Regions from separate parts of the Homo sapiens genome. Here region 1 is linked to region 2. The links are chromatin contacts, found by Hi-C or POLR2A ChIA-PET in ENCODE. All regions are on one chromosome and are shown on one strand. The core of a region is the stretch at or near the end of the contact, and the rest is flanking DNA. Distances in the headings are between cores, read along the strand shown. Region 1 overlaps ACER2 (alkaline ceramidase 2). Region 2 holds the start of PLIN2 (perilipin 2).

Region 1 (4,263 bases), core at 1,582-4,081, 300 kb after region 2:
GGGATCAGAAATACATGGGAAAATTACGTAAGGCCTATAGTACAATGGCTCACACAGAGTAAAGACTCAGTAAGTTCTGGTGGTTATTATGAATGGCTTATGGACAAGTGGGTTTTTTTTTTTTTTTTTTTTTTTTTTTTTTTGAGATGAAGTCTTGCTCTGTCACCCAGGCTAGAGAGCGGTGGTGCGATCTTGGCTGACTACAACCTCTGCCTCCTGGGTTCAAATGATTCTCCTGCCTCAGCCTCCCAAGTAGCTAGAATTACAGGCACTTGCCACCATGCCCAGCTAATTTTTGTATTTTTAGTAGAGACAGGGTTTCACCAGGTTGGCCAGGCTGGTCTCGAACTCCTGACCTCATGATCCGCTCGCCTCGGCCTCCCAAAGTGCTGGGATTACAGGCATGAGCCACTGTGCCTGGCCTGAATTTTTTATTGATATGTAATAGTTGTACATATTTTATGTAGGGAAATTATTAATGTTCATTATGTCAATAGGATATAAATGTTGGGTTTATAGAAAAAAACTTTCTTTCATCTTGCCTAAAATGTCCTGAGACTCTTTAGGACATATACTGAATTGCTGATGGTTATTAATAATTTTTAGAGTTTTTATTTTAAGAAAAAAATGAGAACAAGGAACTATTATAGGCTAATTGTATCTACTTTTTTTGTTTTGTTTTTTGGAGACAGGATCTCACTCTGTTGCCCAGGCTGGAGTGCAGTGGCACAGTCATGGCTCACTGCAACCTCTGCTTCCTGCGCTCAAGTGATCCTCCTACCTCAGCCTTCCAAGTGGCTGGGACCACAGCTGCCTGTCACTGCACCTGGCTAATTTTTGTATTTTTTGTAGAGACAAGGTTTTACCATGTTGCCCAGGCTGGTCTCAAACTCCTGGGCTCAAGAGATACTCCCACCTTGGCCTCCCAAAGTTCTGGGATAACAGGCATGAGCCACTGTGCCCAACCTTGTATCCACTTCTTAAATAATTTATTCTGCTATAGTTTTTATGATTTTATCTTTAGATAAAATCCACTTTATTTTTTGAATCTTGAATAGCAAGGGAGCAGTCTGGGATCTGCCCGCCCTGCTAGCATTCTTCCTGGATGAGTTGAGGCTGGAATCTTAAACTCTCTGGGCCTTAGTGCTTTAGTTATAAAATAACAGGGTTGAAGTAGCTCTCTGAGGTCCGTTTCATGACCAAATGCTATATTGCTGTAACTATCAAGGGCTGGCTGTTCTAAATAGATTATGTTTTGGTAGCTTATAGCAGTGGATCTTAACCAGGGACATTTCCAGTTCTTATGAGACATTTATAAAGCTTGTGGACATGTTTTTGGTGGTCATTACGATGGGAGGTTTTATCATCTATAAATTTCATTTCATTTCAGAAATGAAATGAAATTATCACTGCTTTAAAGAGTAGCCAATGATAGTGGTTTTCAAGCCTATACCCTGTGTCCCTTTTTACTGTGTAAAAAAGCCAATGATAGTGGTTTTCAAGTCTGAAAACAAAGCTTTACTTTGGTTAAAAGGGACACAGGCTATAGGCTTGAAAACCACTACTTTAAAGGGTAGTAAATGATAACAGTAACAGCTTTACTATAAAAATATTTTGATGATGGTACTGGGTTGTTAGATTTTGGATTAGAGAATACAGGAAGCAGTGATGCTAAGGGTTTCCTGACCTTGTGTTTCAGTGTGAGACCCTAATGGGCTGGAAAGTTGAAAACAGGACCAGAGGCTGTCATCAATCACAGTTTAGAAAAACACCCTGTTGGGGCCTCTTACTCCTGGATATTTCTAGCTCTCTTGTACCCAGGGCCTCTGTTGACTCTGGGGTCTGCTGGGCTGGCTGACTGGTTTTCTGCTGGCCACATAGCCTCTGTTTACTTCTCCCGGCTGCTTGTGTTCACAGGATGTCCTTGTTGGCCAGCACATTCCTGTACACCTTCTGGACTTGACGTGGGGAGGCATCTGCAGATGGCCTCCCTAAAGAAAGCATGTTTTGCAGCTGGGTGCAGTAGCTCATGCCTGTAATCTCAGCACTTTGGGAGGCTGAGGCAGGTGGATCACCTGAGGTCAGGAGTTTGAGACTAGCCTGGCCAGCATGGTGAAACCCCATCTCTACTAAAAATACATAAATTAGCTTAGGGTGGTGGCAGGTGCCTGTAATCCCAGCTACTCCGGAGGCTGAGGCAGGAGAATCGCTTGAACCCAGGAGGCAGAGGTTTCAGTGAGCTGAGATCGCACCACTGCTCTCCAGCCTGGGTGACAGAGTGAGACTCTGTCTCAAAAAAAACAAAAAAACAAAAAACCCAACAAAACCAAACAACAACAACAACAAAAACCCATGTTTTTTTCAAGCTTACTGCCTTTAAACCATTTGGCAGTACTCTGTGGAGCCTTTGGTGATTGCAACAGCAGCTCAGTTACGTTTTCCCTGAGAGTATGATATCAACAACAATAATATTATTTAAAGTGGTATTTATATTTAAAATGATGGTAAGGATAACAGTAATAATGAATTTTATTAGTACATAATATGTACTGGGCACTGTGTTAATGCTTACAAAAACACTGTGAGGCAGAGTGTCTTAATTTTTATGTGGGAAAGGCTCAAAGAGTTGAGTTACTTGCCAAAGGTCTCACAGCTACTAAGCAATGGAGGCAGGATTTGAATGCATATCGGTCTCACTGGAACACCTATGCCTTGAATCACTCTGTTACCCTCTCTGACCTGTGCGTAATTCTTAAACCGCTGGGTACAGAGAGGTGATGCACTTTGGGTACAGAGAGGTGACGCACTCTGGACATTTCTGATTATGTGTTTATCCTAATGAAAAAGGCCCAATTGCCTTGGCATGCGTCAAACCCAGTGGAAGAGTTATTGTGGGTCCCCAAGGGCCCTGCACGTGATGGCTGTGGGCCCTCACCCTGAGGCTGGAGCAGGCGGCCTTTCCTCCAGTAGACGAAGAACAGCAGCCGAGGCCAGGAGAAAAACATGCCTCTCCTGAGGATTAGCTGCCTGGAGCCTTTCCCACATATATTTTTTCCTCTGGTAGAGGTTCAGAGCTATAATTCCTGTTCATTCCAGTCTGAAAGTTGGCAGTTTGATCAATGATTTCCTGTGCCTTGATGATGAATGGCTTTCGTATTTAAAAGATAAATTTGTATTTTGAGGGTTCAATGCCCTTTGATTTCTTTATAATGGAATTTCATTCAAATTGGCTTCTTAACTGTGACCTGTTCCAGGGGCTCTTGGCCAAAGTAAATTGTGCTAATGAGGAATAACAGAAACTTCAGGAAAATCATGTACTCCTAAATTGAAGTCATGAATGAGGCCTTGGAAATCATCTAGTCCAGCCTTTTCGTTTTACAGATAAGGAAATGGGTCCCAGGGAGAGAAGAAAGAGCGTGTCTAGGATCACGTCGCCACTTCCGGCTCTTTCTACTGAAATGACCTCCACTGAGGGGTGTGAAGATAGTATCAATTATTTGTCTAAGACTTGTCATTTCAAAAACTTGTCGATGTAAATTCTAGTGCATACTAGACTTGTAGGTTGTCAGTAAATATAGACTATTTTTTCTTAGTCTATTGGAATTTTTTCTTAAAACTTTTTTTGGGTGTGCTAGACATGTAGGACAAATTTTCTTTTAAACTAGGTTGCTTTATGGTTTGTGAATGGTCTCTGTTTTACTTATGAAAGTTATACATGTTCACTTTGTAGAACGGGGGGTGACAAACTATGTCCTGTGGGCCAAAAGGGTTCTGTTTTGCAAATCAGGTTTTATTGGCACCCAGCCATGCTCCTTCATTTACTTATTCTCTGTAATGACAGAGTTGAGTAGTTGAGACCTTAGGACCTGCAAAACCTATATATATATGTGTGTGTGTGTGGGTGTATGTGTGTGTATATATATGATTTATTAAATATAATTTTTATTTAATATAATTACACATATTTATTAATGCACATATTTAATTATACTTATAACCATATAGTTATGCTATATATAGATATGTATAATATAGTTATATATAAAATATATAATATATATTCTTTACACATATATATAAATATATTTAATTAAAAATATACATATATAAAATTTATTTTATTTTTAGGTTATAGCTTACTGTAAACTCAAACTCCTGGGCTCAGGCCATCCTCCTACTTTGGCCTCCCAAAGTGCTAGGATTACAGGTGTGAGCCACCATACCCAGCCCAAACCCAAAAACCCTTCATAGAAAAAAATTGTT
Region 2 (2,500 bases), core at 1-2,500:
TAGGCTGAGGACATGAGGTCATACGTGGAGCTCACCAAGGGCAGGTTGACCACCCGAGTCACCACACTCTGCAATCAAAGTAGGGAGGGTATGCTTATTAATCTCTCAAAACACAAAAGGAGAGAAAGTAGACAAAGGCTACTCAAAATTCATACCGGTTGTGGATCAACTGCAACGGATGCCATTTTTCTTCCTGGAGAAAGAAATCTGCAGAAAAGAGACTTATTTCAGAACACCGGGATAAGACTCTCCCAAATTCATTCCCCAACCCAAGCAAATGCTGATTACAAGTAGAGAAAAATGCAGGGTGAGCTCCCTGTAGTCTTCTGCACTTCTTTCCTCTCTCCAGCTCTCCAGGTCCCCCTCCTGAAAGACCCACACCCACACAACCCCACTCCCTCTTTTGAGGCAAAGTTTCAGAGCTTATGTGTAAACTTGCAATACTCAGGAGGGAGAAGTAAAGTTGTTGACATACTTCTCTTGTTTCTCCGAGTATCTGTTAACAAAAATGCTAGCCAAGCCGGACGCGGTGGCTCACGCCTGTAATCCCAGCACTTTGGGAGGCCGAGGGGGGTGGACTGCTTGATGTCAGGAGTTCAAGACCAGCCTGACCAACGTGGTGAAACCCCGTCTCTTCTAAAAATACAAAAATTAGCCGGGCGTGGTGGCGGGCGCCTGTTATCCCAGCTGCTCTGGAGGCTGAGGCAGGAGAATCGCTTGAACCCGGGAGGCGGAGGTTGCAGTGAGCCTAGATGGCGTCACTGCACTCCAGCCTGGGCGACAGAGCGAGACTCCGTCAAAAAAAAAATGCGGTTTTCTAACGCGTTTCCCTTTCGATAATGTCCCTTCGACAAATATTGTTTTCCCACAACCACCCAAGCAGGCCAAGGGACATTCGATAGCAATCGCCCTAAATCTGTTGGCAGGAAAGAAGCCTCAACGCACAAAGGCAAGGGTCGAAAGCGCGGGTTCAGCAGACCGCCCCTACCCAGCCAGGACCTGGAAGCCGCGAGGCGAGCGGGGGGTCTCGGACCATCACCCCCGCGTCCCGTCCACCTTTGAGCCCCGCGGGGAGCAGAGCAGCGGTCCCAAGGCCCCGGGGAGCCCCCCACCCCAACTGGGCGCCGCTGGGGGCCCGGGACCGGTTCGCTGGGGCACCCACTGGGCGCGCACTCACCGACGGACTGCAGCGAAAGGCGAAGAGCAGGCGCGTCCCGAAGACGACTCCGGCTGCCACGACCCGGTCAAAGCGTGGGGCCCGCGGGCGCCCGGGCTATAAACCCCGCCTCGCCGCCCCTCCCCAAGCCTCCGCAGCACGTGACCCGCGGCAGCACGCCCTGTCCCAAGCCCGAGTGTCACCCTCGGGCACGTCCCGGCGCCCTCCCCCAACGCCGGCCCTCCTAGAGTGGTGGGGGCCCGGTCGGGTTGAGAGGGTGTGCTGCCTGGGCGAGGGGCCCCGCCACGGGGAGAGGAGCCTGTCGGGAGCCGGGCGGGGGCCCGGCCTGGGGAGGCTGGGAGTTGGAGGTAGCCCTGCCTGGAGTCGGGGCGCTGCCTGGAGTCGGGGCGCTGCCTGTGGTCGGGGTCCTGCCTGTGGTCGGGGTCCTGAGAGGCCCGGGGCAAATGGGGATGGCGCCCAGGCCGGCTTTGGGGTTTTGAAAAATGCAAACAAATTCACACCAACTTGTTGAACGGCGTTAGTCCTCAGAATAGAACTCTAAAAATGGAAGCGGTGGCTCACGCCTGTAATCACAACACTTTGGGATGCTGAGGCGAGAGGATCTGTCGAGCCTAGGAGTTCGAGACCAGCCTGGCGAAGATTTTTATTTTATTTTAAAAAATAGCCCAGCGTGGTGTCGTGCGCCTGTGGCCCCAGCTACCTGCGAGGCTAAGATGGGAGGATCGCTTGAGCCTGGGAGGTCGAGGCTGCAGTGAGCCGAGATCGCGTGGCGCTGCACAATGGCTTCTACGCTGTTATTTTTAGCGAAGTAATAACTTTTAAAAGTTTTGTGGCGGCTGGGCGCGGTGGCTCACGCCTGTAATCCTAGCACTTTGGGAGGCCGAGGCGAGCGAATCACCAGCCTGGCCAACATGGCGAAACCCCGTCTCTCTCAAAATACAAAGAAAGCAGCCCAGCGTGGTGGCGCGCGCCTGTAGTCCCAGCTAGTCCCGGCTGTTTAGCGGGGTTGGGGGCAGGCGGGTGGGTGGCTGAGGTGAAAGAATCTTTTGAGCCCAGGTGGTCGAGGCTGCAATGAGTCGAGATCGCGCCACTGTACCACTGCACCCCAGCCTGAGTGACTGAGACCCTGTCTAAAAAAAAAAAAAGAAAAGAAAAAAGAAAAAGAAAACAAAAAACTTAACTCCAGATCACTCCAGAATGACAGCTGCCTAGGGTTATGTGACATAGGCAACTTTATACGTGCAGGGTTATGCATTGTTTTTCAAAGACAACTTAAAACGTCATCTGAGTCCCAGTTGTGTTTTTTTGTTGTTGTTGTTTTGT

The links. A loop is a pair of places that touch in the nucleus more often than their neighbours do. ChIA-PET counts read pairs that join two places held with the same protein, here RNA polymerase II (POLR2A). Pooled maps may share reads with other maps.
Region 1: a loop to region 2 is called in a pooled map, with 3 times the contacts of the local background. The contact joins the enhancer-like site here to the promoter of PLIN2 in region 2. A Hi-C loop is called at or near these places in 2 of 50 pooled maps. POLR2A ChIA-PET finds 5 or more read pairs at or near these places in 2 of 52 experiments (A549 and Panc1).

Annotation. Positions count from the first base shown.
Region 1 is chr9:19,428,665-19,432,927 of GRCh38, forward strand. All of the region lies in intron 3 of ACER2 (alkaline ceramidase 2), which reads left to right. Among named protein-coding and RNA genes, the nearest start is that of ACER2, 22 kb to the left of the region's middle. Within about 2 kb of position 2,832, at least 12 of the 41 ENCODE cell types and tissues checked have a DNase peak (open chromatin) inside an H3K27ac peak, as active enhancers do.
Region 2 is chr9:19,126,242-19,128,741 of GRCh38, forward strand. It overlaps PLIN2 (perilipin 2), which reads right to left and starts at 1,251. Exons shown (of 8, transcript NM_001122.4): 1 at 1,178-1,251; 2 at 156-207; 3 at 1-68. The coding sequence starts at 185. RefSeq lists enhancers at 497-1,007, 1,008-1,517 and a silencer at 1,030-1,589.